Regions from separate parts of the Mus musculus genome. Here all the other regions are linked to region 1. Evidence: chromatin loops called from intact Hi-C (ENCODE). Cell type or tissue: left cerebral cortex. All regions are shown on one strand. Each heading gives the region's core, and the rest is flanking DNA. Links, peaks and the distances in the headings are about the cores only.

The links. Hi-C counts contacts between places; a loop is a spot of excess contacts. Peaks named below come from ENCODE experiments on the same cell type or tissue, not always from the same donor. Only the 100,000 strongest peaks of a DNase experiment are listed, where the experiment ranks them.
Region 2: a loop joins it to region 1, with 5 times the contacts of the local background. A loop is called at or near these places in 15 of 42 quality-filtered maps.
Region 3: it touches region 1 in a loop (4-fold over the local background); 15 of 42 quality-filtered maps call a loop at or near these places.

Annotation. Positions count from the first base shown.
Region 1 is chr9:66,511,991-66,517,449 of GRCm38, forward strand. It overlaps Fbxl22 (F-box and leucine-rich repeat protein 22), which reads right to left and starts at 2,603. Exons shown (of 2, transcript NM_175206.4): 1 at 2,229-2,603; 2 at 1-28. The coding sequence starts at 2,563. Usp3 (ubiquitin specific peptidase 3) reads right to left here. Exons shown (of 15, transcript NM_144937.4): 15 at 2,649-5,459. In left cerebral cortex, for the core only: CTCF peaks have their summits at 1,392 and 2,284; DNase peaks (open chromatin) are centred at 554, 1,378, 1,748, 2,235 and 2 more places; H3K4me3 peaks cover 1,022 bases; H3K27ac peaks cover 3,073 bases.
Region 2 is chr9:66,580,510-66,585,968 of GRCm38, forward strand. All of the region lies in intron 1 of Usp3 (ubiquitin specific peptidase 3), which reads right to left. Among named protein-coding and RNA genes, the nearest start is that of Usp3, 9.9 kb to the right of the region's middle. In left cerebral cortex, for the core only: a CTCF peak has its summit at 2,906 (motif pointing right); a DNase peak (open chromatin) is centred at 1,407; H3K27ac peaks cover 79 bases.
Region 3 is chr9:66,589,566-66,595,024 of GRCm38, forward strand. Usp3 (ubiquitin specific peptidase 3) reads right to left here and starts at 3,550. Exons shown (of 15, transcript NM_144937.4): 1 at 3,219-3,550. The coding sequence starts at 3,309. In left cerebral cortex, for the core only: no CTCF peak of the experiment used is centred there; DNase peaks (open chromatin) are centred at 640, 2,356, 2,700 and 3,543; H3K4me3 peaks cover 2,560 bases; H3K27ac peaks cover 1,985 bases.

The DNA of each region.
Region 1 (5,459 bases), core at 113-5,112:
CAGCGTGACGGACGTCAGGTTGGGGCACCTGTGGGGAGAGCGGGGTGACACGGGGCTGAGGCGCAGCAGAACTCCTTCACAGGAGACTGCAGCGAGTCCGAGGGGCTAGGGCTGTAGCCAGGGCCCCCGGCCCCTTCATCTACGGGGTCCATTATCAGGGGTCTTTGAAAGGGACAGCTGTGTGCCTTTGATCCTCCCCGAGGCTGGGATCCATGCGTGACAGGGACTCTGTGGGCGGAGAGGTCTCCTGGGGTAGTGGTTAGTGACTGAAAACCATAGTGTTGGGTCAGACCGTCAGCTCGGTTGCCTGCAACAGTTACTTCGGCTTTTGGGTCAGCAGCCTGAAAGCCAGGGCCGCTAGCGCCAGGCCCTGGAGTTTGTAATGTGACCGGACTATCACTGAACCAAAGTTGACTTCTGTATGGTAGAAGAGTTGGGCAGTGTGTAGCCATGCACCTGTGAGGACTGAGGTTCGGGTGAGCAGAGCCCACTACTGGCACAACCCACTTTCCTAGAGCCCAGGATGGTCACGTGGCTTCCTCCTTGGGCGGAGCCTCCAGTGGGCCTGGGCCCTGTGGTCGAGGAGCTGAATGTGGATTGGAGGGTCGGGTTCCTTTCCACACCACCCTCCGCTTAGTGCCTTGCCTGCACCTAGCTGGGGCAGCTCATCTCCCTTGTGCCTGGGAAGGTTTAAATTTAAAGTGTGCTGGACTTGGTACCATTTCACACGCCGAGCCCATGCCTCCCTCATCATGCACGCTACACCTACTACACCAGTTTTGTGAATGAGGAGACTGGCTCCCGGTGGCTCAAGTGACTTGGCAAGTTACTCGTGATGGTTATGAAGGTGCATTTAAGCCCTCAGCATATTGCCTGATCTGGCCTTAAGGTTTAGACTGAAACCCAACTAAGGCAGAAGAATTCAGAACAGCTGACTCTCTTACACCCCCAGCTCATTTTACCTTTCTCAAATTACTGTCACTCCATCCTCTGGTCCTGTGATACAGATTTTCTCATTTTGCAGAGAAAGGTATGAGGTGGGCGTTTAAACATTTGGTCTGAGGTCAGTTATACAATATCAGAACTGGAAACTCAATACCTTTGCACTTTCTTTGACACTGGGGACAGGTGCTTAGCAGATCCTGTAAAAATCGAATCTTGCTGGTTTCAGGGATTAAACCTGGTTATCTTCCAGCAAGAATGAACCACTGTGGGATTGTAACACACAAACACACACACACTCTGCCCATAACCTTGCAGCCTAGTGAAACCCATCAAAATGGCCTTGCCTGGTCTTGTCAGAGCCAAGCCCAAATCCAACTTGGGAAGAGAACAAGTGAAAGGCAGGCCCCTGTAATTACTTTCTGTGGTGAGGCCAGCCCACAGTGGTACTAACCCTAGATGGCAGCAGCTAGCAACCACCCATGCTTCTTAGCTAGCAGGGAGCTCTTTCTCCTCAGCAGCTGGCACAGCCATGTTGGCCATAGCTTCCCTGCACAGGAAGGTGTGACTGACCCATTTTGTGGCTCAGCCTGTGCAAGGGATTGGGGGGAGGAGGGAGGGATGTGTGGCATCAAAAGATCAAATAGGGGATTTTTCAGGGCATCCCCTATTACGGTTTATCTCAAATTCAAATATAACTGGGTGGTGTGTATCTTACTTGCTAAGATCTGGCAGTCCTACACTGGCACAGCACACTATGTCTCAGAGTATCCCTTATGCCCTGACAGTTGAAATCCATCCCTGAGTGCTGTGCAGGACAAGTGTGTTCCCCAGAGGAGACGCTCACTGCTACTTTGCATAGGCTTTGCTTCAGCTTACCTGAGCACCCTAGCTCTCCTTCCTTAGCAGCAGTTCTCAGGCCTCGGTAACTGCATTCTTGTTTGAGGAATGGTGTTTATTTTTGGCCAAATTAGAGGCCTGAGCCAACTGATGCCTTTGGGAGCCTGACCTTGAAAATCCAGGCTCAGCTGAACCCAACCAGGCCTTAATGGCTGCCAGTGAAGACAGCTGCTCCAAGGAGCCGCTGAACCCAGCTGAACTCAACTTCATTTGCCACAGCAGCATTTTTAGGAGCTGAGAGTGAGCCGATTTAACCCAACTCTTTGGGCACTGGTTGTCTGCCTTGGTCTCAATCTGAGCCATATTGCTCTTGGAATGTGTGCTTCCCAGCCCTCCCTGGAGCCAGGGCCAACAAAGCCACAGTGCTCAGGGGCAAGGTGGCCTACCTGTTGCACACCTGCAGGAGGAAATCATTAACCAGGCTCTCGTGCTGGCTGCAGATGCTCCTCTGGAGGGCGCTCTTGAGCCAGTCCTCGATGCTGCACACCTGCACACGGCTGGAATGCCAACAGATGGACAGGCTGCGCAGCGCAGGGCTCAGCCGGAAGTTGTCTTTCTTGAGCTCTGCGAGAGAATGGAAGTGCAGCAGGGGCCAGAGGGTGGGGTCCTCAAACACATCTCGGAGCTGGGAGCAAGTCCTGGAGAGGCTCCTCCGGCTGTCCTTGTCCAGGAAGGAGAAGAGACACAGCAGACACTCCCGATTGAGCTGGGTTATGTGCATGGTGAGTGGTGGCCGCACGTGAATGCCCAGAAAGGGTCTGACCTGCCTCCTGCTTCCTCCCCAGATCAGGACTGGTGGACATATATGGTTGAGGAATGGTGTTTATTTTTGGCCAACAACTGGTGCTGAAGCTCGGGGTGGGGAGGGCGGGTGTCAGGATCCAGACTTACTCGAAGCCATCTGTGGTTCGGCTTATGTTCAGAGGGCCTGAAAGTCCTGGCAGAAGAGCAGCCCATTGAAGTTACAAGTTTTCCTTAAAAGGGATTTCTTTTCCTCTGAGCTGATAAGTGTTGAGCACAGGGCTCTTGGCTTTTACTAAGGTGTTTTCATTGGAGGTAATTAGCGACAACAGCCCTTCCTGGGCTTGCAGCCTTTCTCCTAGCAGGACAGTGAGTATTAGCTGTTAGGTATCAGAGTGTGTCGGTGCGGCTCCTCTGCTCACCCTTGCTAGGAAGAGGTCATTTTTACCATGCCCCAAACTGTGAGTGGAATCTGAGGATCATGCTTGGTACTTTAGCTCAGGACACTAATGGCTACCTTGCAAAGATGAGCTATCTTTAAACCCCAATGGCAAGGCCCAAATGGCTCCATTTTTACCCTAAACTGTCATAAGATTCATCTGAAATGTTATTTTAAAAGCTAGCACGTGTGTGTGAGACAGACAGACTGGTGCATGTGTTCTTTTTCGTGGGTGATTTGCAGAGTTTCATTATCTGTCCTAGATAGCATTCCCCAATATGTGAGGGTGGGCAGTTTCTATTTTTGAACACTTAATTGAAGTGTAAATAACTGGAAGTGAACTGCAAGTCTGATGGGTTTCAATGCTTGCACACAGCCCCCAGCTGCCCTGCTTTTTAGGAAGCTGTGCTGCAGATCTGGAAGTATGAAGCTGCTCTAAGTGCATACAACTTGGTGGAAACCTAAGACTACTACAGCTTCCCCTGAAAGAACTCCACAGAACCCCTTAATGACTACTCCCCTTTCCTCCTGCCCATGTAGGCTACAAGACTGGCCCCTGATGGCTGTTGCTCTGCCATTTCTTCTTCCTTCCTCTCCTCCTCCTCTTTTTTTTTTTTTTTTTTTTTTTTGGCTTTTTGAGACAGGGTTTCTCTGTATATCCCTGGCTGTCCTGGAACTCACTTTGTAGACCAGGCTGGCCTCGAACTCAGAAATCCGCCTGCCTCTGCCTCCTGAGTGCTGGAACTAAAGGCGAGCGCCACCACTGCCCGGCTTGCTCTGCCTGGAAACAATCCACAGAAGAGCCCAGCTGGTGAGGCGGGACTAGGATGTGATTCGTCTGCAGCCAGAATGAATGGTAACGTGCACAATGACATCTTGGCATCATACAGACTACTAAGTCTTAATGGCCAATGATCTTGGCATGGCCACCACTCCCTTGAGGGCTACTGCCCAGTGGTGACAGTCACACACACATGTGCCTCCTCTTTCCTGTGCTGTGGCATCTTCTCGGGGCTGTCAGAAGACCCATGCTCTGGAAACAGTTCCTACCTGAGCCTTTCCAAAGCCTGGGCAAGAGGTGACTTCAGCAGTTGGAGGACCATGAGAGAGTTTAGGGGACGGTAGAGGTTACAATGGGTTAAACATATAAAGTAAACCAAAGAAGTGAAATAAATCTGAGCAGGTACCACAGGTGTGACACACGACACTCAACCAGGGCCAGCGCATATGACTGGTTTAATTACATCATCTGCCACTACACACTGAGTAGAATACAGTGGATAAGCTTAGAGTTCTCCACCATGGAGAGACTTGTGTTGCCACAAACTGTTTCTATCCCCACCTGTGTGGGAGGACTTGGAGTTTCCTGTTGCCATGGGCTGACAGGACAGGATATGCATGAGGCCCTGCCTCAGCATACGCTCTGAGCAAAAGTTGCATGCAGGTTAGAACACACGTGGGAAAGCCCTAGACAGTACAGAGAGAAGCCTGTAACCGGTGCAGTAAGGCTAGATTTAAAACAAATAGGCACATGTACTTCATCATGGGTGTTCAGATGGGCACTGCATATGGGTGCAGTCACTTTCTCAAAGAGTCTTCATGGTGTCACTCAGCCATTGCTGCTTAAGTAAAACCAAGCAATAAAGCTGCTACAAAAATTCCAGAGATGATTCATTCCCTTGTATGCCAAAGTGTTGCCTAATGACCACTCTCCCCACAGAGCGGCCCAGTCTGCTGCTGCTGCTCCACCTGGCTTGACAGTGCCAGCTCTGTGTGCGTACTGTGTAAGTCATTACAGTTGCCCAGTCAGAGGCAAAGATATAAATGCCAGAGGAGCCTGGATTAGTGGGAGCTGTGTGCAACGTTAGATGAGACTCATTTAGGCTTAGCTGTGATGTTATCACAGTTCTGATATATTAGAGCAAATCATTCGACCCTCGATCTGTGGCTCAAACCAGCAGAACTAGAGCTGCACATGCCTCTACCTCATGGAACTCAGCACACTTCCTCTTCCTGCACTAAATCTAAGTTGTAGTGCTTACACATGTCACAGCTTTGTTGTTCTGCATAAAATTTAGACCTGTGTTGTGCAAGAGAACCCTATGGAAAGGTACTTGCCCTGCACTGTCCTGTACCCAGCCCTGACATAACTAGTGTGACCAAGGACACACTAGTCATACGGTCATTGTACTGAGGGATTCAAGTTAGTGTATTAAGGTACTGATCCAGAATGTAATTTCTGTTCTGAGGGAATGAAGATTTCTGTAGCTAATATTAATGTGGAATTGAGCCACGTCTCCATCAACTTCACTGGACAAGGAAAGCTACCAAACTTACTTGTAATAGAAAAAATATTAGTAAAAAGTCTGCATGAAGTGCATTTTGTCCCTCGAGGAGGTGGATGTGGAACAGGCTGTGTTGGAGTTGTACACTCTGA
Region 2 (5,459 bases), core at 190-5,189, 69 kb after region 1:
AAAAAACTGAGTCCACAAATGTCCTCTGACCTCCACACACAGGTACCGCCCCACATCATACACACACAGTAATAAAAGAATTTTAAATCTCTTTAGTATTATCACAAATTTAAAAAAAAAAAAAAGCATGCATGCCAAGATACAACATTTTGAGTCTTCAAGAATACCAAGGCAATGGAGCTGGAGAGATGGCTCAGTGGTTAAGAGCACTGACTGATCTTCTAGAGGTCCTGAGTTCAAATCTCAGTAACCACATGATGGCTCACAACCATCTGTAATGAGACCTGATGCCCTCTTCTGGTATGCCTGAAGATAGCTACAGTGTACTTATATATAATCTTTAAAAAAAAAAAAAAGAATACCAAGGCAAAAAAAAAAAAAAAAAAAAAGGATGTACGTAAAAGAGGTAACTAAAAAAGCATCAGGTTACTAACAGCAGCAGTTAGGAAGTAAAGATAGGCAAGAGCAGGGTAAATGCATAGAAAGTGGGTAAGGAATAAAGCCTCAAAATGATAAATTTGTAACTGTGTTCTGACAAGTACTCAGGTAATTATGAGAGCATTTGCACTAAACAGATCTGGAAAATGGCTATGAAAATGCTTTTCTATTCAAAGACCTTTTTTGGTTTTACTAAACAACAACTATGTATATACTCATTACTTTTCTAAAAACATGAATTTTTTTAAATTTTATGTATGGAATGCTCTGGTACATGTATACCTGCATGCCAGAAAGGGACATCAGATCCCTTTATAGATGGTTGTGAGCCACCATGTAGGTGCTGGGAACTGAAGTCAGGACCACTGGAAGAGTAGCCAGTGCTCTTAGCCACTGAGCCATCTCTCCAGCCCCATGAATTGCTGTTTTTAAATTTATTTTATTTATATAAGTACAATGTAGGTGTCTTCAGACACACCAGAAGAGGGCATCAGAACCCATTACAGATGGTTGTGAGCCACCATGTGGTTGCTGGGAATTGAACTCAGGACCTCTGGAAGAGCAGTCAGTGCTCTTAACCACTGAGCCATCTCTCCAGCCCTCATGAATTAAGTTTTAAGGGGTAAAACAGTCCTATCAACTCATGAACTTGCACAAATCATATTTTAATTTAAAAAGTTGTCAGGACTCTGGTAGAATGCTTGTCTACTATGTACAAGAGCCTGAGTCAGATCCCAATCACTGTGGGGAGAGGATGGAGGTGGGGCACTAAAATCTATTACAAAACATAAAATTTAAATAGCAGTTCATCATTTGGGACCAGGCCACCTACTCAACTCCTATTACTTTTACACTAATTTGTCTTTCTCTACTACAGCAAATGTAATTTCAAAGCTGACCAAAATTTATCAACTACGTGTTAAGAGATCCTGATACCTACAGAGATGGAAAAGAGAGGACATCTGGTCCTGGTGACTCCCACGCATCAAGGCAAACTGATCCAGAAGGCTCAATGCCCAAATGGCTCAAGTATTTTACTCTATTTTTAAGAGAACATCTAAAATCGGTTTTCAGCATCATATAAAATAAAATAATGTATGAGACCATATTCTCAAAACTGTAACATGCTAAACATTCCTGTTATTACTCCTTCTATGACAAACTCAGACTTGTTCAGACCTATTTGGGGAAACAAAAATCTCTCAAATTGTTTCTACTTTGCCAGTCTTCAACTTAAATCCTGCACTGTGTCTCTAAATGGAAACCAATAACCATTAAAGTCACAGCAGATCATTAAATCACAATCAGAATAAGATACTTTCCTGTGTGGGAAACTAGACACAAATAGCAACATACAAATTACTAAGAGTTTAATATTGTTTCAAAAATAACTTCCCCTAGAAGCTGATTATATAGAGAATGAAATCAAAAGCCATGAATCACTTAAGAAAATTTAGCATGAATACATATTTCCATGTATTTATAGCAAGATCTGATGCAAAAATTCTATGCCTCTGCCAACAATCTAAACAAGAAAATATACAGTTAAAAAGTAATGATATTTTAAAAGAAATAAGTCATTATGAGCACTATACATTAATTTTTCAAAACAAGAACAAGTACACAAACTGTCAAGAAAAATTTGTAAACATTAAGGAAGCACTTCCTCCTATAAGTATAAATAATTATATTTACAGACCTCATTTTAAAAATATTTGGGTTTTGTATGTAGGTGTTTTTTGCCTGCATATATGTCTCTGCAACATGTTCATCTGTAGAGGTCAGAAGGCATTGGATCCCTTGGAACTGGAGTTAAGATGGTTGTGAGCCACACATAGGTTTTGGGAATCAAACACAGTTCTTCTAGAAAAACAACAAGTACTCTTAACCTCTGACCCATCTATCCAGGCCCTGAGATCTACAGACCTCTTTTTGTTTGTTTTGTTTTAGTTTTTGCTTTTGTTTTTGTTTTTGTTTTTCAAGACAGGGTTTCTCTGTGTAGCCCTGGCTGTCCTGGAACTCACTCTGTAGACCAGGCTGGCCTCGAACTCAGAAATCCCCCTGCCTCTGCCTCCCAAGTGCTGGGATTAAAGGCGTGTGCCACCACCGCCCGGAGATCTACAGACCTCTTAGTGTAAAACTTTCTTCAGAGAACAACTAGTTTAACACCCACATTTTACATTTCTTTCTAGTTTCTTTTGATTTTGTAATAAAGGTTAGTACTAAAGCACAAAGTGAAAAAAAAAAAAAATCCCATACTAGCATTTACTGCTAGCTAGGATGGGAAATTTTATTGTTTTAAAACTAATGAGACTGTCAATAAAAAAAATAGAAAAAAATACAAATTTGGCATGTATTTATTTAAATAATCCCAAATGAGATTTACAACATTCCTTTTCTTTTGGGGTGGAGGGTAAAGATTTGTATTTTTAATTATTTGCATGTGATTGTGCTCTTGAGAATTCAGGTATTTTCAGAGTCCAGAAGGGGGCATCAGATCCCCTAGAGCTGAAGATTTTGGCTGCTGTTGAGTCCTGTGGTGTGGGCTGAGAACACTTGGGTCTTCAGAGTGATCTCTCCAGTCCTCCGAATTCTATTAAACAGTCACAGGCAAACTCCACAAGTATTAACTACTTTAATTTTTTTAAATAGCCATTATAACTGAACAAAAAACAAAGGTTCTACTTTTTTTAAATTTAAATGTAGAATATACAACTTCAAATCTGACAATCTGCCAAAATATATACCATTAAATATTTTTAGATCTGAAAAGATATTTTTAATGAGGCTCTAAAACAATCAAACAAAAATACTGAAAATCTATAATTCAAGACAATGAATGTAAGTCTGTACAACTAATTTCTCATAACGAATGCTGAACTTGAGTAGCTACTGCACACACAACAGGTGAGGCTTGATCTGTGAGTTATATTACAATTCCCTTAGAATTGCTGATGTAGGGCCCAGTGGTAGTATTACTGCATGCCTTTAATCCCAGCACTCAGGGAAGCAGAGGCAGGCAGATTTCTGAGTTCGAAGCCAGCCTGATTTACAGAGCAGGTTCTAGGACAACAAGGGCCACATAGAGAAACCCTGTTCAAAAAACAAAAAACACACACAAAAACAACAACAAAGCTGATGTAACTTATTGTTAGCAGCCAGAATAACCCACATGAAGACTTAACTTGAATTAAATCAAATTTCAACTAAATCCAAATTTTACTACATGACAGTAAAATTTTAAATTCTTTTCTTTTTATCAATAATAATGTTGCTCTATGATCTTCACATAAAATAACTTTTTAAAAATCTCTATGTCATGTGTATAGGTGTTTTTGCCTGCCTGTTTATCTGTGCATCATATGCATGACTGGTGCCTGGGAAGGTCAGAAGAGGGCATCAGATTCCCTGGAAGAGTTAGAGACAGTTGAGAGCTGCCATGTGGATGCTGGAATCAAACCAAGATCCTCTGGAAGAATAGCCAATGTTCTTACCTGAGCCATCTCTGCAGATCCCTATATAGTTCTTTTATAAACACCTAGTATACTAGAAGATTTTTCTAGCATATCTATGACCATAGAGAAACATTTCATCATAGAAATTTGTTTCCTAAAAAATTTATTTTTCTCTTCAAAAACTTATGAAAGTATTAACATCCCAGCCAGGTGTGATGGCTCACATTTGTACTTATAGCTACTTGGGAGGCTGATGCAGGAGGACTGCCACATATCAAGGACAGACTGAGACACTATCTTGAAAGTCAATAAATAAGTCAAAAAGGAAACCTCGGGTTAGTCAGCAAGGACAAAGACTTAAAGAAGCTGTACTATCTTACAACTAGTCCTATTAAATCTACAAAAATATAGCAGTCTCTTCTCAAGGATGAGAAAAAGAATAGAAGAACAGTCCCTAAAGCTAGTTTTGAAGTCAGGTCAAAGATAAAAAGGCAAACAGATTTCTACAGGGAAGGTTATCTTCAAACCAGCAACAATAAAGGAAAAAAAAAAAAGATTCAGTATCTATTCAAGAATAGAAAACATATCACTGATATAGCTATTCAATCCAAAAGCAGATAAAATCCAATTCGAAATACTACCTTTTAAAAGATATCTTAAAAGATATCTTTTGCACTGGTTTATCTTAAAAATAAACACCCGATTGCCTTCTCAAAGGGAATTGTAAAATTAAGTTAGTTACAATTTATTGTGACAAATTCAGCTAACACAGCTAAAGGCAAATGTAAATTTATTTTGTAATGTTCAAATTTAATTTTCTTTCCCTTTTTCCTCCCTTTCTTTTTTTAATACAGAATTTCTTTATGTATCCCTGGCTGTCCTGGAACTCCCTATATAGACCAGGTTGGCCTGGAACTCAGAGCAATCAGCTTCCCAAGTGCTGGAAAGGCATGTGCCACTACCACACTAGCACCCAGCCCAAGAGTAATTTTGAAAGTAGTTTTCAAAATCTGAAACTGCTTTCCCGAGCTCACATGGGTTTTACCAATCTCTAAACTCTCACTCTCCCCCCCACACACACACACACAAGGGAGAGAGTTTTAAGACCTGCAATCTAAAAACTATAATTAACTTTTATAGGAAATACACCTGGAAAATCTTAGAATATAACTAAATATAATAAGCAGGCTACCTAAAAGCAGATTTCAGATTACCTCTGAATTACCAGAGGCAAAAGTAAAATTCCATAGCTTCAGAACTCTCTCCCTCTTCTACAGAACACAAACCCCTACCACCAAAAATCTCTAGTACTAGAAATAAGATGAAACCAGCAAAGGGATGAGAACTCAATTGAAGGACATGTTTTTCAACAACCAGAAGCTTACTGCATTTTTCTATACCTATATTGAAAGGTTGTTATATCTGCATGGTGAATTTCAGTCTACAAAAAATAAAATTAAAAAAAAAAAGAGCTGAGCATAATGAAGCTGACTTTTCAAGGCTATTTTCTTCCCATTTATAAAGACAATTCTTTGTGCCCACTAAAATGAGTGATTTTTAAGATGT
Region 3 (5,459 bases), core at 190-5,189, 78 kb after region 1:
GTGGCAAACACCTTTAATCCCAGAACTCAGGAAGTTGAGGCAGGTGAATGTGAGTTCAAGACCAATTCTGAAATTTTTTCACATAAATTATTTCTGTTTATAAGTATTAGATTTATTATTGTTACTCATAATTAAATCAGTAAATATTTAGTTTTAACTTCTAATATATTAATAGATATAAGTCACACAAATACCCAGGATTCTGAAAAATGTTCAGATTATAAAGAGGTTTTACAAATAGAAGTTGTATGAAATCTGTAGCATACAATTACATAACACACAATGCCCTCCACAGCTAAGTAGCTCTAGTTAGTTCTGAAATATCATTACTCTTACCCCCTAATCTTGCTGAGTTCTGTATCTCCTTGTAAAACAATTCATCATATAGTCAATGTGTTTGAGCTCCATTTAATAGGCTTAGACATTTAATTTTCAGAGTCCTATTTATAAAAATGTACTAGTCTGTGATACCATTAAATTACTTAGACACAAGAAAGCAGTAGTTTCTCAGACTTTCACACACAATCTTGCTCATCCTAACAGAGACCTGTGAGTAAATCCAAAGCACTGTTCTTTCTCCGGATGACATATTGAAACTCACACTCAAGGAATCGGGAGTGCTGGTCCACAGAGGTGGTGCCTGCTAGAGTCTGTGCTGCTGGTCTTTTGCAATCTGCCTGGCTGTTTCACTGGGGTATATTTGCATACTCCCAATGAAAATAAGGCAGGGGCATTACTTTTATTGTCTAGGTGCCAAAACAGGGATTTTCTCCCTCCTCAGTAAGAGTGTATGACACTCAATACCAGTCAGAGCATTACTTCAACACACTGGCTACCCTTTTAATCTCCTACCAAAAATAATACACACATACATACATACCTACCTACATACATACAGGATTGTTGAAGAAAAATAAAAGCCAGAATACATAACACTCCAAGATGATGAGTTAGTTGGTTAAGGGATCACAGATTTACCAATCATTTAATTACTGAAACTACAGACAGGCAAGAACAAGATCAAGCTTTATACAATAATATTTGATTGTACCAATGAAGGGATGCCAACAGGTTAAAATAGGAGGCCATTATGAAATAAGCCTGAGATAGAAAAAAAAAAAAAAAAACACCCACTGAGTTGTGAAACTAGCTTTATTAGTACTATAAATGCAAGTGATTAGACCCATCCTTCCAAAACAGGGTCAGAGGCAACCATTTACTGCACGTTGTAAAGAAATCACCCTTCCATTACTAATTTGTTCTTGTTTTCAGCACAAGTCTCCCAGTTATGCTCCATTTTAATGTGCTGAATTCCTCAAGAGGGGCTTCATTTGCTGTCTCTTTTCCCCAAAGTGGACTCCCTAACTGATGGAGGCAAGACTGACTCACAACAGGATACCTGCCACTTGCATAATTTTTTTAGATGCATGTGCACAGTGAAGCCATTTCTAAGTTTGATATAATTTTACATAGAAAAAAAATTAGGCTTGTATTGATACACCCATCTCGGAATCCCTGTAGTTGACTACAGATGAACAAGAAGTGCCCCATTCCTTGTGAGGTGTAAGCTTTTCCTAGTGAGAGGGTGTGTGTGTGTGTGTGTGTGTGTGTGACAAATCTCTCTTGAGAAAATTCAACTATAGCCCCACAGCTACAGCTAATGAACTAACAGACCACATGGACTGGCCTGTTGTTGGTAGTGTTATGTTCCAAGCTCAAGACTCACTGTTGAAGATGTATTTACAGGTAAGACCCATTCACACAAGTTCTGCACTCCCACAAAGAACTGCAATACTGGCCCAGAAGGGGTAGCACATGCCTATAATCCCAGCACTCCAAGGGCTGAGAGAGGAAAATTATAAATTCTAGGTCACCCTGGGCTATCATAGAAACCCAGTCTCACAAACCAAAGGAACTGCAATACTGTCCTGTGAAACCAATTAACTTATTAATCTTTAAAGGCTTCATGCAGAACAGAAGAAAGACACCTGACTTTACAAAGGTAAGCAAGACACCAAGTCTTGGAGCTCCAGAAAACTGCAGTTATTTCTATTCCTTATCCTGGAGGACAGTTTTCCTTGTGTTACCCCGTATATTTTGCTTCAAGAATATAATCCCCTTTGAAGAAGTAGTACGTCAAAAGTATTAAAGCAGTCCCTAAACTACCTTCCTAGCTCCAATCCAACCCAGGCTGAAAGACCACTCTGCTGAATCGTCCCACCGTCTTTTCAGCCTTGCAGATGAACTTGATTTCTGATGCACACGATTCACATTTTACACTACAGCCCAAGCTGCCAGTGATAATCTTAAAGCTCATAAACAAAGACCAGCGTCGGCACCAGGGCCCTACCAGGAAGTAATCAAAGCCGGGTGGCCCGTCCGACCTTAAGTCCCGGCAGACAATGAGAGGGCACCGGGGCTTCCAAGGAAGCAGAAGGAGTTAACGCTTAAGCAACTCGAAGGCATAACATAAACCTACGAAGTGTCTTACACGCACTCGGGAATTCCCAACGAAATCCCTGCCAACCCGAAAAACTGCCTCGGAACAATCTTCGAAAGGCAAAACAAAAAAAAACAAAAAAACCCAAAACACCCAACCTCGAGCCGCCCCTCCAAAGCAGCTGTTGGCTGCCTTCTCCGGAGCTTTCGGAGCCCGCAGCCTGTTTTCAAACTTCACCCTCACAGGCTGAAGAGAGACTCCGAGGTGAGCAGCCCCCAGCGCAGTCCGCTCAGGGGCTGCGGGGGAGGCAGGAGCCTGTGGGAACCCGAGGAAACGCAACCCAAAGGGGCTCGCGCGCCGGCAGTCCAGACAAAGCTGCGCCCGCAGAGCGGCGCTTTGCCTGTCCGGCCCACGGGGGACCGCGAGCCCGACCCCGCCACACGTGCGGCCGCGCGCGGAGCCGGCCCTTAGGTTCGCGGAGCCTTGGGGTGCGAGCCGCCGCGTCATCCCGCCGCTGCGCGCTCGCCTCAGGCCCCCGCGGGCCTCTCCTCAGCCGGCCCGGCCGTCGGGCCGCGCGAAACAAAGGAGCCGCCACCGCGCCCGCCGCGCCGCGCCGCGTCCCCTCGCCCCGCGCGCCGGGCCCGCTTGCTCCCCTCAGCCTCCCCCCCCCCCCAACGAGGCCGCGCGCTGCCCCGCACCCGCGGCCCTTCGACGGCAAGGCCCGGGCCAGAGCCGGGACCTCGGGTGCGCGGCCGGCCAGCCCCAGAGCCGCACTCACCGCTGCAGCACCAGGACGACGGGGAGCCGTTGGGGAACTTGGCTGAGTCCGGGGCGATGCAGACGCTGGAGCTGAGGTGCGGACACTCCATGGCCACGAGGACGGCGGCGGGGACAGCCGAGGCTCTGGGGCGGAGGGACTTCAGAGGCTCCGTCTGGGGTCGCTTCTGACCCGGCACTGGGCAGACGGCGGCTTCTGGGTCCCGAGCCTTTGCGTCAAAGAAAGCAAGGGCTTCCGGGCGCCGGGTTTTGCCATCCGCCGTCTCCCGGCGCCCCGCTCCGGAGAACGTGAAAATCCGGACTCCTGGTTCTGCCGCCGCCCAGGGACAGTAGGCTTCCGCCTTCTCCGGCGGCCCCGCCCACCCTGCTGGTTACGCCCCCAGGCCAGCCCGGGCCCCGCCCCCACACTAGTCAGTGGGCGGGGCATTGGTGCTCACCCAGTGCTAGCAGCTAGTGTAAAGTCCTACGGGGATGTGAAGTGACTTTCCGAAATCTGCCCCCGGCCGCTGCAGCCGATTCTTGGGAACCCGACAAGTGTGGGTACTCATCCGGGGCAGAGCGGTCGGGACCGCTGCTTCTACTGCAGTGAGTTGGCTACAACAGCGAGGTAGAATATGTGACCACACCGCAAAGAGTACGGAAAATGAAAACCACTCACACCGACGTGCATTGAAGCCCCATTTTACACAGGAAGAAACAGACTTTTGGGGCGTGGCCCTCGATGGCCCAGCCGGCTGCAAAGAGCCCAGAACAGTCCTGACTTTCGTGTTCTCCCGGTAGCAGGCGGGGTCCGGAACTGTTCTGAGTTCTGAACTCTGGCCTGAGTGTGTCACCGGGATACTGCACGGCTGGGCCCACCGGAACGCCTGTGTTCGGGGTCCACGCCATGCCGTTATGACTCACTGATATCTCCTGCCCATTGTGGGTATTTTCATACCTATACCTCTTGAAGTTGAACGAAATAATCCAGTTTGCTGTACAAGGTCGCGGGTGCTAGGTAATAAAAAGAGGCAGTGTAACATTTGTTAGAAGCCCACCTGGCTCCCAGCCAGGCACTTTGCATACCACACCTCATTTAATCCTCAAAACACCCTCTCAAGCTGCTGCTACGGTCCCCTTTTTAACAAAAAGTGAAACCAAGAGTATAATTTGCTTTAGGAAGATTGGACCCCCGCACCCCCCCCCCCCCCGCTTCAAATCTCTCTCTAGAAAGAAGTGAAGAAGACAGGAGGAGCGTCTAGAGGTAGAGAGCCTGCCACCTCACATTCTCTGCCTTGAGGATATCTGGGGCTCCCACAAATCTAGCCTCCAAAGTTGGGCTTTCTTTCTTTGTTTGGTTGGTGGTGTTTAACCTGGTAAAGGGGCTTCTTTCCTTCATCCCCTGACAAGCAAGTGGAGAGGGAAGAACAATGTGCCAATCCATGGGGCAGGAAAGGAAAGGTCAGGAAATGATTAACTGGCTGGGCCGGATAGTGGTTAGTTAGCACTGGGCACCTCCCTGAAGTGCACGCCTCTAGCACCCCTTAAGCCACTTCCGTACACCCCACTACTGCACCCTGTAGCCTTCTGCCTGATAGTGTCCACCCACCTAGGACATCTCTGCCCAGGGTGGTATTTCAGATTCCTCAGTCCAAGCAACTCTACCACTTCCCCAAGTTGTATATGATTGCTGTCAAAACAAGGCTTGGACGGGTTTTGATGGTGAGAAATTGTGGAAAGTTGTTCAGATCAGCTCTGGCAGGTACTTCATGGCAAACCTTAGCTAGTCCTCTCGACTCTTTTTCCTCGCCTATCCACTGGCAAAACAGTACTTATCTGTGTGAATTCCTAACCTGTAGTAATTAACAGATAAGGTTTGTTTTTCTTATTAAAAAAAAAAAAAAGGAGATGACTGCTTCCTTGGGACGAGAGAGGAGAATAAACAGTATCTGAACCCTATTCAGTCTCTTCCATCTATTTGTTTCACAAGTCTTTCTCAAGCAACCTTCTCAGAGTCCTCTGGGCACTGACCCTCATTCAGTGAACCCACAGCCCCTCATTCAGTGTGGAGCCTGACCCACGCTGTCTTTCCTACTAGTATGTAGTTCTTTTCAACCTCTGAGAAACGTTTTTCAAATCCCCTAGACCTCACATAACATCACTTCCTACCTCCTACCAGAGGCCTTTCCTGACTCTTCTCCAGCCCCAGGTTACCTCCCAGGGTGTTGTGAGAGCTGTGCTGACTACCCCTACAGGACCTTTC